2 separate regions of the Mus musculus genome follow, and region 2 is linked to region 1. Evidence: chromatin loops called from intact Hi-C (ENCODE). Cell type or tissue: gastrocnemius. All regions are shown on one strand.

The links. Peaks named below come from ENCODE experiments on the same cell type or tissue, not always from the same donor. Only the 100,000 strongest peaks of a DNase experiment are listed, where the experiment ranks them.
Region 2: it touches region 1 in a loop (4-fold over the local background); 12 of 42 quality-filtered maps call a loop at or near these places.

What each region holds. Positions count from the first base shown.
Region 1 is chr7:99,984,371-99,992,370 of GRCm38, reverse strand. No RefSeq gene overlaps it. Among named protein-coding and RNA genes, the nearest start is that of Rnf169, 7.9 kb to the right of the region's middle. In gastrocnemius, no CTCF peak of the experiment used is centred here; DNase peaks (open chromatin) are centred at 1,771 and 3,447.
Region 2 is chr7:100,104,565-100,112,564 of GRCm38, reverse strand. Pold3 (polymerase (DNA-directed), delta 3, accessory subunit) reads left to right here. Exons shown (of 12, transcript NM_133692.2): 3 at 193-295; 4 at 4,014-4,053; 5 at 5,870-6,002. Among named protein-coding and RNA genes, the nearest start is that of Pold3, 13 kb to the left of the region's middle. In gastrocnemius, a CTCF peak has its summit at 4,021; no DNase peak of the experiment used is centred here.

The DNA.
Region 1 (8,000 bases):
TCATCTATTCTAACTTTCGCTGTCCCTTATTTGAGTATAGGACATCCACTGCAGCACAGTCCCCCTTCTGGAAGCTACATCCTTTAAAAAACTGCCTTCCCCCTCCAGATGCCATCAAGGGCTCTCAGCTCCTCCGTTGGGCTCACCAACCCTTTCGCACTCTGACTCTTGGCTGTGCGGACGTTGTGCGGGCAGCCACAGCAGCTGAGTTCATGAGTGCCCTGGTCTTGTGTTCAGAAAACACTGTTTCACTCTGGTCCTCCCTGACCTCAGGCTCCTGCAATCTTTCCACCCCACCCCCATTCCGTGGTGGCCCCTGAGCATTGGGGAGAGGGAAGGATACAGATGTCCCGTTTATAGCTGAACACTCCGCAACTACTTCTCTGTATTGTAACCAGTTGTGAGTTTCTGTGTTCAGCACCATCCACCACACAAAAGAAACTTCTCCGATGCGGTCTGAGAGTCTTGCTAGTCTATAGATAGAGAGCTAGGATTTTAAAGGGCAGTTTGATGCTAAGTCCATTTAACAAAATCATAGTAGTAGTTGACCTAAGTCTTACACATGATCTGTCTCTATCATGTAGTGGGAATTGTGGTTTCTTTAAAAAACCCAGTTATGTGAATGTCTTCGTTCTAATCCCAGGTGTGGGATATGGGGCTGCTCCAGTTTGTCCACAGCTGTTAACTTAGATTGTCTTGTGCTCGGGGGGGGGGGGGGGGGAGGTGGAGTCCTGAGATGGTCTGTGTGTTGGCTGTTGCTGGACATCCTGATAACAAAGACTGGACTTGCCCCAAGGAATCTGATGACTTGAATCAGCAGGAAGTCGCCTATAGAGGGCCACACCCATTTTCCCCTCTAACCTTCTTTTCTCCTATCTAGTGTTGGGGGTTGGAAGGGATTAGGGTGGAATAAGGGTTAGAAAGGAGGTGGAGACAGAAGAACCCAATAAAGTAAGAAAACGCCTACACCAATACTTCCATGATCTTGAACACTCCAGGATGAGCTGGACCTTAGGGGTGTGTGTGGATGGGACGGCATAACCTTGGGGTTTTATTGTTTTCTTAATAAAACAAAGGATGGATCCTAGGCCCCTTTCATCAATGCTCTCACCAATGGCTGCACATTCTTCCATGTTCTTCTGTGTGCACGCACTGACTAGACTTGTAAGCCAGGTTCCCAACCTTCCTGGTGCTGCGACCCTTTGTTATGAATCATAATGTAAATATCTGATATGTAGGATATCTGTTACAGGTTAAGAACCGCTGTGTTAGGCTAACGAAGGAAGACATGAAGTTGGTATGGGGGTGGGGCTAAGGGAGTCTGGGAAAAGTTGGAGGAAGAGTGGGGGGTTTGATAGGATCAAAATGAATTGTATACACATATGAAAGTCTTAAAGAGTGGATTAAAAAAAAAGATAAAGCATTCATCCAGCTGCCTCTCTCATATCTTCTCCCAGACTTTGTAACAGCCGCCATAACAGCCAGGTTTCCCTCGGCTTGATGGGTGGGCTCACTGCACCTCATCCCTAGGACAACCTTTTTTGTAGTTTAGTGTAGAAAATTGGCTTGGTCTGCTCACCTGCACACACCACTGCTTCCGGTCATAAAAACTAAGTATTCCCTGCGTGCAGGCAGTCCAGGCCCTTCTCGAACTGTGTTGCTTGAACTCAGTGGGGTTGCTACTTACCAAGCCGTGCTTAGAGAACAGCCCAGTGAGTTCAGGAATCTTCAAATAGTCCTCATGCACGAGGAGGCGCTGTGCCGAGAAAAGTGAGTTACAGGAGGAATTGTGGAGGCTAGCACGCATGCGCACCGGCAGCATCTGACTCACACGGACCCGGAAGCTTAGACTCAAGGCTCCAAATTCTAGACATCTGATTGTATAATACTGTCACCAGTACCTCTGCCACTGCTTCTTTTATTTGAGACAGAGTCTTCATGTAGCCTTGGTTGTCCCGGGGCTGGCTAGGTAGACCAGGCTGACCTCTAACTCACAGGGAGCTGCCTGGTTCCACCTCCTGAATGCACCCATTGAAGGAGCATGCCATCATGTCCAGCTAGTTTCAGTTTTAGTTTTACTTCTGTGCATGTGTGTGTGCCAACATAATTGTGTCCTGTTTGTGTGTGCAGTGACCTCAGAGACCAGAAGAGGGGATTAGATCTCTGAAGCTAGAGTTGAGGTGGCTGTAAGCTGCCTGATGTAGGTGCCAGAAATCGAACCCCGGTCTTCTGGAAGAGCAACAAGTGCTCTTAACCACTGAGCTATCTCTCCAACCCCACCCTCACCCCTGCTTCTGCTAACATGTCCAGTGGCTCCTTGAGTGAATTCGTGAACAGCAGCAACTCTACAGCTGATGGAAGAGTTCTCCCTCCCTCCTCCCCCTCTCTCCTCTGCTTCCAACCCTCCTCACCTCCCACCCACCCCTGCTCCCCTCCCTTCCTCTCCCTTCCTCCCTCCCTCCTCCCTTCCCACCCACCCTTGCTCCCTCCCTCCTTTCTCCCCTTTTCTCCTTCCCTCTATCCCCTCTTCCCTTCCTTTTCCTTTCATCCTGTCTTCCCCCATCCTCTCCTCCTCTTCCTTCCTTCAGGATCTCCTTGGCATTGACTTTGTTCTGTGCCTAGGCTGTCCTTGAATTTGCAGTCCTCCTTCCTCTACCTCCTGAGTCCTGAGATTACATGGCCGTGTCACCGGCTGACCCCAAACTTCTCTACTTCTCCCCCCTAATCTGATACACATGTGGCAGCTCCTCAGAATCTGTCTTTTCCATCCTGTGCAGGGAGTTTTGTGCCTCTAAGTGCTGGCTTCCTCTCCTGTCCCTTCCATTTGGAATTCCCTTTTTCTTGGTTGAGTTCAGATCCTTCCTTTGGATCCAGTTCTGTGCCCACCTAGTAGTGGCTTCCTTCTTTGCACCTCCACATGGTTTTATCTGCACCACTGTTAAGGAATCCTTCAAATTGCATACAGCACAGGCAGTCTGCAAGACAGCAGTGAAAGTGCTGGAGATACTGTTGGTCAAAACACGCTCCCCAGCCTCCTGCTCTTATAACGTAGTCTGGAAATCAGTCATGTTACGTAGAAAACATGAAAGAAGTGTTAGCTAGGAATGATGGCACTGTGAGTTAGACACCAGTTGGTCTACATAGTGAGTTCCAAGCTGGCAAGGGCTGTGTGGTGAGACCCTGTGTCAACAGAAGTGCAGTGAGACAGAAAGAACATGGTAGAGCTGGAGTTGTCAGAAGCATTGGTTTCTAGTTCACATGATTCACTAAAGAGCTTTGACCGAGTCCTTCCCCTCCTTAAACCTTAGCTTTCTTCTTTTTAACAAAGGGGTTTGGTTAGAAACCTCTGATGATTTCAAATGCCAGCAGAGCTCTGAGTGACTTTGGCTTCCCAGGAACTGTTTGGAAGAGGCAGTGCAGGCTCTGTTTGCCCCCTGGTGGTCACTTGGTGACATCACAGTCTGGGAGGCCCGGGAAAACTAGCTGGCTGTTCCCATGGATGGGAGAGTAGAGCTGAGACCAGCAAACAGATTGTGAACGAAGAGCCATCACCCAATGACCATTCTAGAATAGACAAAGAAATTTTATCACTTGTCACTCTGCTCTCGGCCTTTAACTGACCCATCAAGCATCAGTTTCTTCCCAAACTAGAGACATTTTCTTCTGAGGCAAATTCTTCATTCTGCTCACTTTATCCTCTTACCTGTTCATTTATGACAAAATATGGCTTCACTGTGTCTCACACTTGTCCTCGAATAGGACTATGGCCACTTCCTTTTGGGGACTTGGTCTAGGCAAAGTGAAGCTAGTAAGATTTCTTTGTTGAGGTTGCTAGGAGTCAGGCTCTGTGAGAATAAAGCAGGTCTGAACTATAATATGACAAGCCCTCGCAAGAGAGAAATCTGTCTCTAAATGTCTTACTGTGAAATGGGGTTGGGTAGAGCTATTTGCTGATTTTTCTCTTATATTTTCTATCATAAACACGACATACGTTTAAAGCCACCTCTGCCCCCTTATAAACAGTAACTATATATAATATAATTTTTTTCACTCATTAAAGAAATTCTGTAATAAATCAAGCTTGGTGTGTCCCAACACTCTGAGGCTGGAGATAGGAGGACTGGTGCAAATTCTAGGCCAGTCTGGGCTACAGTGTGAGACTTTATCTTAAAATGAGGGTTGGGAGAGGGGAGGGGAGGAAAGCGAAAGTGATTACTTAGAATTTCTAGTCAGGGTCTAGGGGACAGGAGAGTAGAGAAGTCTCAGAGTCAGGGAGAAAGACTGTGGGGGTGGCAGACTTTGAAGGAGGTAGAGAGAGTGGGCCCCGCTGCACGTATAATCAAGTGGATTTACAGTATATACATAGGAAATCTTTCTTCCTTTCTCTCTCCCCCCCCCCCTCTTTTTGACAGGACTTCTCTATGTAACAGCCTTGGCTATCCTAGAACTTAAACTGCAGATCAGGCTGGACTCAAACTCAAAGATCCAACTGCCTCTGCCTCCCTAATGCTGCCCTGCCAGAGATAACTAACTGCTCACTACAAGCATTCTTGTTTCTTTATTTTATTTTAATGTATTTTTAATTGGATATTTTATTTATTTACATTTCAAATCTTACCTCTTTCCCTGTTTCCCCTCTGCAACCCCCCCATCCCCTCCCGCTGCTTCTATGAGGGTGTTCCCCTACCCACCCACCTACTCCCTCCTCACTGCCCTAGCATTCCCCTACACTAAGGCATCAAGCCTTCACAGGACCAAGGGCCTCCCCCTCCCACTGATGCTAGATGAGGACATCCTCTGCTACATAAGCAGCTGGAGCCATGGGTCCCTCCATGTGTACTCTTTGGTTGATGGTTTAGTCCCTGGGAGCTATGGGGGTTGGGGAGGGGGAGTCTGGTTGGTTGATATTGTTGTTCTTCCTATAGGGTTGCAATCCCCTTCAGCTCCTACAGTTCTCCCCCTAACTCCTTCATTGGGGACCCTGTGCTTACTCTGATGGTTGGCTGCAAGCATCCGCATCCCTATTGGTTAGGCTCTGGCAGAGCCTCTCAGGCTCAGCTATATCATGCTCCTGTCAGCAAGCACTTCTTGGCATCAGCAATAGTGTCTGGATTTTGGTGGCTGTACATGGGATGGATCTCCAGGTAGGGCAGTCTCTGGATGGCATTTCCTTCAATCTCTGCTCTACTCTTTGTCCCTGTATTTCCTTTAGACAGGAGCAATTCTGAGTTAAAATTTTGGAGATGGGTGGGTGACCCCCATCTCTCAATTGGGGGCTGTGCTTAACCTCTGGATATGATTTCAACAGGTTCTCTCTCCCCTTTGTTGGGTATTTCAGCTAATGTCACCCCCACTGGGTCCTGGGAGTCTCTTGCTTTTCTGGCTTTTGGGACTTTCCGGTGGCTACCCCAGTTTCCCATGCCCCATTGAACACCTCTCTTCAATTTCCTGGTCCTCTGTACTTCTCCCCTGTCTTCTCCCATACCTGATCCTGCCCCCTTCTCCCCCTCCCCCTCCTCTCTTTCTCTCAAGTTCCTCTTGCCCACCCTCTACCTCCTGAGAGTATTTTGCTCCCCCTTCTAAGTAGGATTGAAGCACCCACACTTTGCTCTTCCTTCTTTTTGAGCTTCATGTGGTCTGTGAATTGTATTGTGGGTATTCTGAGCTTTTTGCCTAATATCCACTTATCAGTGAGTGCATACTGTGTGTGTTCTTTTGTGAGTGGGATGATTTTACCTCACTCAGGATGGTATTTTCTAGTTCCATCCATTTGCCAGTGAATTTCACGAAGTCATTGTTTTTAATAGCTGAGTAGTACTCCATTATGTAAATGTATCACATTTTCTGTATCCATTCCTTTGCTGAGGGACATCTGGGTGTTTCCAGCTTCTGGCTACTATAAATAAGGCTGCTATGAATATAGAGGAACATGTGTCCTTGTTATGTGCTGGAGCATCTTCTGGGTAAATGCCCAGGAGTGGAATAGCTGGGTCCTCAGTTAGTACTATTTCCAGTTTTCTGAGGAACCGCAAGACTGATTTCCAGAGTGGTTGTACCAGCTTGCAATGGAGGAGTGTTCCTCTTGTGCTTTCTTCGTAATAGATTTTTTTTTATGTGTTGTATTTTGAAACTCACTGAATGGTAACGGTATTAACTATTGGATGTTATTCCATGAAATTGATTTCATAACATAGGATGCATCAAGCCTTGTACCTGAAGCTGCCCTGTGTCATCATCCCCAGCCTTCCTTCTTGTGGCTGAATTCTCAGTCTGTATCAGTGCTGAGTAAGGCGTACTGTAGTGATCTCTCAGCTCCATATGGGTGGGGAGAAGATACTGTTTTTACCCCATATTCATAACTACAGGTTTGAGAATTATTCCTATAAAATTCATGTGCAAAGATCCTTTAGTCCAAATCTTTTGATTGCTCCCAAAGATCTTGATTGCTTTCTTCTATAAATAAACAGGCAAACATGCCCATTGTGCAAGGCTGACGGGCTGGAATGAGATAAATAAGCCGTTACTGCTTAATGTGGTGCCTGCCATGTAGTATTTGCTCTGTAAATTCTAGTTTTGTTTTTTAACCACTTTTTCTTTTTAATTAATTTTAAACTGTTTATGGTTATGTATGTGCTGTCTGCATGTTTATCTGTGTACTTCAAGTGTGCCTGGTGCCTTCGGAGGCCAGAAGAGGGCCTTGCTGTCAGAAACTGGAATTGCAGGCATTTTGTAAGCTGCTCATGTCGGTGCTGGGAATTGAACCTAGGTCTTCTGGAATGCTTTTAACCACTGAGCCATCTCTCCAGCTCCATTAAGACAGCCTTTTAGTTTTACATTTTTGGGGTAGGGAGAGGTAGAGAGGGAGAAAGGAAGAGAGGGAGGGGGTGACCCCTGTGAATGCCAGCCTTGCCTATGAGGATCAGACAACTTGGAGTCCGTCTTCTACCACCTGGGGCTTGAGGGTTAAGCTCAGTTCCTCAGGCTTGGGGGACCTAGTTCATTTCCCCCCAATTTTCTAGGCTTATTTCCAGCCCTATGTTCCTTCTTCCCACATTGAATTGCTTAGTCTGAACACCATCCCTTAACCCTCCATCTCTGCCACACAGACACACAGACACACACAGAGACACACACAGGCACACACAGAGACACACAGACACACACACAGACACACACACAGACACACACACACACACACACACACACACAGCCGAGCTTTGTTGCCTTGGAGCCTCAGTTCTTTCCTTCCTTCCTGTCTATTGCGTGAACTCACTGTTAGAGCAGAATTCAAAGTCTGTGAGACTTCCCTAGGACTCTGCCTATGCTCTCTGCTACCAGGAGACTGTGTGTGTGTGTGTGTGTGTGTGTGTGTGTGTGTGTGTGTCTCATTAGACTGCTTCTAGCTTTGCCACAATTCTTTTGTTATAATTATGGGTGCATAATTTTGCCTACTAGATTGTAACCTTGAAGAGGCAGAAACAGAGTGTCAAGGAGATTCATACAGAGCCTGGAAGGGTCAAACGGATGACAGCATCAAAGTGATGGGTACAATGATTGGCATCTTGAGAACCTTTTCTGAAACCAAAGGGAAGAAACAAAAAAGGAGACAAATTAGCAGCCCAAAGAGTGGAGCAGTCTTAAGGAGGTCTAAGGGGTGGGTTTTTTTTTTCTTGTGCTAGATGGTGTGAAGTCTTTGTGGGCGGGTGTGAAGGAGTTCCTGGCTTTGCAAAGAGACACAGCCTTGTTTCCACCTAGACTCAGTCTGAATGGTCTTACCTTGTGTCACAGTCCATCAGCCCAGCAGAGCAAAACTGGGGTCATCAGCCTGAAGGAAGTGCAGAGAGAGGCTTGCTGGAGTGGATGCAGAGTTTTAAGATTAGTTTAGGACAATTTAGGAGCTGTTCCAGTTGAGGCACTATGGCGGCCATGCAGTCCTCAGCCTGGATGACAGGGGTGGTGACTGAAGCACGGGACTCCATTCTTGTTCTAGTTGGCATCCT
Region 2 (8,000 bases), 120 kb before region 1:
CAGATAAGTTGGTTCCAGTCCCATGCTCCATCTAAAGTTTTTTCATTGTTTTTTCAAAAATCTGTTCAGTAAGTAAAAAATTGTGCTGTTGAAGAAACTGTCAGATTTCATATATATGACTTCCAAGTCATGAATCCGGAGTCGATGAGGAAGCTGCATGCTAATGAGTCACTTCTGTCTTGTTTGGCACAGGATGCTCTATGAATATGTTGAAAGGAAACGGAAAGAAAATTCGGGAGCTCAGCTGCATGTTACCTACTTGGTGTCTGGCAGTCTTATACAGAACGGACATTCTGTAAGTTCTCTTGTAACAAGACTTCATGTTCATGAGATAGAAACATTATTAGAAATAACAGGAGGAAGAAGGAAGAGTGAATGGTATGGAAGTTTTAAAGTACCTCTTAAAGAGAGTGAGTGTTCTGAAATTTTAAACTAAATCTGACAAGAAAGGTTATGTAATATCTTGTCTGTGATGAGGAGACTGTCACTCTTAGTTACCTAGGAAATGAGACATTAGGGAATGGCTTTTCCTTGAACCTCTTTTTCCTTTTGAATACGTATTGTAGACACTGGTACTTAATTTTCATCTTCAAATTTCAAGTCAGATTCCAATGTTAAATAAAAAAGGAGGGAAAAAAATTAGGTGATTTGTAACCTGAGTACTCGTTTTGATAGGTCACTTGGAGTGGCCTGTTGTAAGGCCGAGGCTTAGCTGCTGGTACAGACAGGTGTTTAGGCTCCTGCATTCTTTTCTGTTCTTGCCCCTCTGCATGCCCGCCAGCTCAGGGTACTGTTGCTTTTTTCATCTCAACCACAACGCAGTCTCAGTCCCAGTCTCAGCGCTGGTGCTCTTTTGTTGACTTCCATTGTTTCCCTCGCGGTGGGGAACAGGTATTACTGAGCTCTTCCCAGGCCTTAAGCACCAGAAGCTCTGTTGCCTTGGACTGAATCCAGGGCTCGTTCATAGTTCTTGCACACCGGCTTCCTGTGCAGGTCTTCTCCGTCCTCACTTTCCTTGAGCCTGTCTGAAGACACCTCTGTTTCATTGCCATCAGTCCCAGGATCAGGGCTCCTCGTGGAGGTCTACTAAGATGCCTTTTTTACTACCCTTTTGATTTTCCTTCAAAATCATACGTTTATAACCTCAACTTTATTTGCCATAATACTAATGGCAGTTGTTTTTTAACAAGAGTCCCAAGCATGTGTGATTTAAAGCTCTTAGGTGAGCTTTATGAGGAAAAGCAGAACTTTAGATTCAGAGCCCTGCGTTCTCCAGCCAGTGTTTCGTTCCTTGTTTTTGTACTGTTGAGACTCTTAGGTGTTTAGTCAGCAGTGGTTCTCCACCTTGCTAACACTGCAGCCCTTTAATACAGTTGCTCACGTTGCTGTGACCCCAACCATAAAATTACTTCATTGCTACTTCATAACTAATTTTCTACTGTAATATACATTCCTGATGTGCAAGATTTTTGATATGCAACCCTCCACGGGGTTTCAGTCCACAATTTGAGAACCACTGGTTAGTGGGTTTTTGTTATGCTAATTAGGGCTTATAATTACAAGTTCTCAGCTGTTTTATGTAGTGATTTTTAGTTGATGATTTTTAAAAAATCACCTAATTTATTATTCATTTGCCAGACATAACAGAAGAGTCAAATTTTAATCTGGGATCTATGAAGATTTTTTTTTTTTTTTTTTAAGGACAGCTTTCATTTTGTAGCTTGGCTGGTAGACTAGACTGACCTCGTATTCACAGCAATCCCCCTGCCTCTCTAGTGCTGGATTAAAGGTGTCAACCACCACACTGTGAAGAACTTTTATTGAAGCCTAGTGTGGTTGTACATGTTTAGAACTCTAGCACTTGGGAGGTTGATGCAGGCGAGTCTGGGCAAGATTGATCTCAAAAATGTACAATAAAATTCTGACATGAAGCAGGGTTTGTGATGCTGTGCTGACTGGGCCCTTCACCGTGACAGGTGTCCGCTGCAGTAGCCAGCTCTGTGCTGATCTGCACTGCTGTTGTACAGTAAGGTGGCATGGCCACTGTTGAGGCCTGTGCTTTTTCAGTAGCCCCAAGCAGAGGAACACTTAGCCACACTGAACTGCTTGGTAGTCTAGACTAGTTCCTTAGGCATCAGTTAATTACTGCTTCTAAGGCTAAACTATGGATCTGCAGTGTTTTAATGATTAGTTCCTAGTGCCTTTTTTTTTTTTTTTTTTCATAAGCTTGGCATTTTTGAGTAGAATGTGATGTGACATTTTTGGGAATGTCTGGTTTGTATCTGTGATCATGTAAGTGTGTGCAGGTACAGGTGTGTGTGTGTTCGCACACATGCATGTATGCATATATCTAAGGGTATACAAGCACTTGGTAAAGTCAGAGGATGATCTTGGGCATTACTCCTCAAGAGTTGTCTCCTCTGTTTTTTGAGACAAGCCTGGAACCTGAAGCTTGCTGATTTGGCTTAAGCTGGCTGGCCAGTGGTCTCCGGGATCCTCCTGTCTGTCTCCTCAGCATTCAAATTATAATTGGTCCTGCCATGCCCATCTTTTTACATGGACACTGGGAATCGAGCTTAGAGCCTCATGCTTGCATGGCAATTATTTTAGCAACTGAGCTGTTGCCTTACTTCATTTTTTAACTAGAAAAGGAACCAACAAAAAGAATCCATGAATTCTTGTAATTCAAGTTTATGACTACATTTCTAAAAAGCATTTTTTGATATATTGGAGATAGCTCAGTGGTAGAGCAGTTGCCTAGCATGGACAAGGTTCTGGGTTTGACCATCAGGACTGAAACACCAAAACAAGTACAAATTACATTGTTGCCAAACATGGTGGCTCACACTGTAATTGGCAGCACTTGAGAACCTGAAGCAGGAGTTTTTGAGTTTGAGGCCAGCCTGAGCAATGTGAATTTCTGTCTCCTAAAAACCAACCAACCAACCAAAAAAAGCTTGCTTGATTTTTAAATTGCTCTTTTATATTAAGGATTTTGGTGTGTTCTTAACATTGACATAAATACTTATTGCTGTAGCCAAATATAAGATTTAGAGGAAAAAATGAATATTTTTACTAACAATTACTGAAATTTTTTTTCAGGAATTTTTTACTTTGCAAGTTTTTTTTTTTTTTTCCTGTAGCATATAGTCTGCTTAAACCACTCATTGTGGCAATTTACCAATTTAAGATCTATTTAAACTCAGTTCTCTTTCCTTCAGGAAAGGGCAGGCCTCCCAGGGATATCAACCAAACATGGCATATCAAGTTGCAATAAGATTAGGTTGGACAATAGTTGCAATAATAAAGGCTGGATGAGGCAGTCCTGTAGGACAAGGATCCTAAAAGCAGGCAAAAGCTCCAGAAACAGCCTGTGCTCCCTCTGCTAGGTGTCCCATAAACACCAAACTATACAAGTATAACACACACGCACACGCACACGCACACACACACACACATGCAGTCCCATGAAGGCTCCCTGATTGTCAAGGTCAGTCTCTGTGAGCTCCTATGAGTCCAGGTTGAGAGCAGGTTAGTTGATTCTCCAGGTTTTCTTGTAGTGTCCTTGACTCCTCTGGCTCCTACAATCCTTTTTCCTCCTCTTGTTCAGGACTCCCTGAACTCTGTATAATACTTGGGTCTCTGCATCTGGTTCCATCAGTTGCTGGATGAAGCCTCTTTGATGACAGTCTATGAGTATAGCAGAATAGCCAGATCTAACTTTTATTTAGTTCCATAGATTATATACCAGTTATCATTCAATCATTTACTAAAAATTGCTCTTAAACTGTTTGAGATAATTTTGTTTCATAAAAGTACTGAGGCTGGCCTCTCATTTTCCTTAATCTCTTTTCAAGATGATGTAAAATATACCATTTAAAAATTAGTCAGACTGCCCTATACTGTAGTGTATTTTCAGGTACCCAGTGCTTTTCTAATTTCATAGCTGAGTCAAAGAAGCTGAAATTCTGAGTTCTTTAACTTCACTACTGATGAATTGTTGTTCCTTACAGTGCCACAAGGTTGCAGTAGTGAGAGAAGATAAACTGGAAGGTAAGAATTTGAGCAGCTGAATAAACTTTTCGCTTTGCCTCTTACGGCATTGGTTGGGTACAGTCTGTATAAAGTGTATTTGGCTATTTAACCAGACAATCTTATATTCCTTTTACTAATGGTTTTTGAATCGTTAGTCTTCTTATATTTGCCTAACTTCACATTTTTAAGGCTGACATATATAAAGTAAATCTTTGACAGGATTTCAAGACTCATGACATACATAAAAATATTGTCATGAGTTCCAGATGACATGGCTCCTTAAGCTGTGGATTGTGATACTATGTGGGGATGAAAAACCGAATCTAGACCCTGCAAAAAAGATTATCAAACTGAACTCATAACAACCAAGACTAAGCTAGCTACCCAGTGTGGTAGACAGTGAATGTAGCAGTGTATGTGGGATGATGAGCCCACAGAACGTGGGTTTCATGGCAGTGCTCAGGCATGTTACATGATGTAGCCTCACTGCAGCCTAGTTCTGAGCACATGGTCAGTGCTCTTTGCCTGCCATGCAATACCAGTGAGGATAGCCTGACCCACCGGGACGGCTCATGCCGTGGTGGATGTTCTCAGCTGTAGTCTATTCACTGTATATGCAAACTTCTGTGCTCTTACAGAAACATGATACTTTAATTATGAAAAACAAAGAATTAGTATTTTCCTACCATCGTTCCTTAGTGTGTAAACATCAAATTAGTGTGTTTGGGATTGTATTTATGTTAGGATATTAGATTCTAAAACATGCTATCTGAGTTGTTCCTTGTTTTATTTTTTATTTTTTTAAATATTTAGTAAATTTCAGCTTGAATTACAACAGGGTTTCTAACAAATCTGAAATGGCCTAAATTTACCTCCTCTATTTTGTACTTTGTATTTCTGCAAAGTGGTAGTGTTGTTAGCACTGATGGTTATAAAAGCAAAATATTGATCAACTCAAACAACATTGATATGTGCTGCATTCTGCAGGATCAAATATTCAGCCAAGATTTCAATTCTTTGCTTTGTAGAAAAATAAACACACACATTTGTTTCAGTAGTATGTTAAATTTGTTTTCATCTTTGATAATAAAATTATTATTTTGTATATGCCAAAAGGGTTGTTTTAAAATAAAATTCTTTATTACTATCAATAAATATTTAAATTGTATATTTACATATATATGAAAATGTGTGTGTGTGTGTATATATATATATATATATATATATGTATGTATATATGTGTACATATATATATGCACATAAAAATCTCTGGTTAAAAAGGAAATGTTAAGAAACTGCATAATATGTGGTGGTTAATATGTTCCCAACTCTGTGCTAGGCTGTGGGGACAGTGAACAGGTTAGGCACAGTTCTTTCCTTGTAGAATCCATAGTTTACTCCTATGATAATGGTCTTTTAATTTTGTTCTGTAGACTCAGTTCATTAGTAATACTATTATGTAGCTGCTTTTTGTAAGCTGAAATTGAAACATACAAGTAAGTCTTGGTGGCGATAAGTCTTCTCAGGTAGAGAGTACTTAACTGACTGAACACAAAGCTTCACAATCATCATTAGTCATCAGTCACTGTTTGCTGACTGTCCCTGGGTGAGACACACCCTCACAGGTGCTGGACTGGGAAGCGACTCAGTACCAACATGTCCCATTGCAGACAGAGCTTCATGTTCTTCTACTTTCTATGTAGCTGTTTGGCCTGTTAGAGGTTTTGGACCACCATAGATAGCAAATGATTTTGGTGCAGAAGAGTTTCTTGTTAAAGTCCCCACAAGCTATGAAGTTGTGTATTAACAGACTGCTTTTCCTGTTGACTTGTAGCAGTGAAGTCCAAGTTAGCTGTGACTGCCAGCATCCATGTGTACAGCATCCAGAAAGCTATGCTAAAGGACAGTGGGCCTCTGTTCAATACCGACTATGACATCCTTAAAAGCAATTTGCAGAACTGCAGCAAGTAAGCTCCTTAATGTTCTTGTGGGCTTCTTTACGAATTGATTTTGTAAGGTGTTTACACAGTGGCTGCCTCTTAAGAGTGAGTGCCAAGTCTAGTAAAACCCCATTTATCTTGCAGTAAGACACATGCCTAGTTTTATTAGTACATCATAAGGTGAAAAATAGCAGCCACAACCCATATTGAAACCCCACTGGACTCCCCATAAATCTATTTCTCATATATTTATCCTGTCATCACCACCAGAGATGTTTGTTGTGTCCCCTCTATCCCTTTGCTCTAGTCTCTGCTTGTCTAACTCTTACCCATTCTTTAAGAGCTAGATTAAATGTTGCCCTTCAAAAAATTGTTCTTAAGTTTGACGTCCCATTCCTTCCAGCCAAAAGTAACTTGTCCCCAAAGCTCATAGCCAAGATCAGATCTTGTAAATCTTTTGTGTTCTTCAGGGCATTGGACAGTGACAGGCTATGATATGTGTGGGTTTTAGACACTGATAATCATGGGTTTTAGTCTTGTTTTGCTACTTAATAGCCCAGTGGCTCTGGACAAATTACTTAGTACTTTCTAGCTTTGGTTTCTTCATCTTTAAATCAGTTGTGATAATTCCTACTTTGTGAGATTGTACTGAGGGTTCAAGTCAGTTCTTTAAAAATATTCTTGGGTATCTACCACTTTGATTTAATTATAATTTAAATTTATGGGCTGGAAAGGTGACTCAGTATTTTAGTATTCTCATTGATTGTGCAGGGGACCCAGGTTCAATTCCTAGTCCCCTACATGGTGGCTTACAACCATCTATAGCCCCAGTTCCAGGGGATCTAATACCTTCTGGCCTCCTTGGGTGTGCATATGGGGTACAGGCATACATGCTGGCCAAACACTCTTAACATATAATATCAAATTAATTAATTAAAAGATAATTTGAATTTGTTTGGTGTATGTCTGATGTGTACCATTGAGTTGTTACATACTTTTGAGGCCGAGTACTACCTGTTCCTGAGGTTGGTGGCCCACTAGAGATGGCAGTTCAGTTCAGTGCTATCAAGAGGAACGGCATGAGACAGTTCTGGAGACTGACACTTATTACCAGGTTCTGGATGGGTGGAGTGAGGGGAGCAGAGGTGGCTTTTCCAAAAGGCTAAGGCATCTAGGTTGAGACTCAGAGGTCCAGTAGAAATTGTCAGATGGTAGTGTCAGAGTAAAGAGAGCCGAGAGAGAAACAGGACATTGCGTAGTCATTGCCTGTGGCTAACGCATAGGCTGACAGACAGGTGGGAAGTAACGAGAAGACGGAGTCAGACTCTCAGGAGCTCAGGCTTGATCCTGAGAAAAGCGGCTGGGGTTTGGATATTTAGATTTGCGGAAAATCTCAAGTAAGGGTATTTATTGCAGTGGTTAATTCTCAAGGTGAACAGAGGAGTTGGGGTTCAGGTAAGCTGCTGGGCCAGGGCAGCAGATAGATCTGTGAGGAGAGAGAGTGGAGTGAAGGAAGAACAGAAAGTAAAACTGAAGGTTACGATTTTTACCAGCCATCTGACTTTGGATAAAATATTTAGCCTCTTGGTGATTCAACTTCCTTATGTATGGTAAAGTAGAGGCAGTCTTACATGTAATCGAGGATTGAGTAAACTAAGAGACATAGCACTCTTACAGCTGTGTTCCACACATAGTAAGTACTCTTTGTGGTTGCTCTTATTTTAGTGAATGGACCGAAAAAGAGGTCTAAGAGGAAGCATCCAGTGAAGTGGAAAATTATGAAAATATATGGGGTTCCATAAGCTGAGGGCAAAATTTCAAGAAAGGAGTACTAATGGATGTTTTAAGAGAAGCAGGTCAGATAGAGATGGAAGCTAGCCATTGAATATGGTGATGACCTTCTTCGAGAGCTTCAGTGTACGGGTCAGACTGATCCAGCTGAGTGAGACAGGAAGAAGTGAGACGGTCAGTGTAGATAAATATTTCCAGAAAATGAGACTGAAATGGAGGGCAAGTAGGACCATA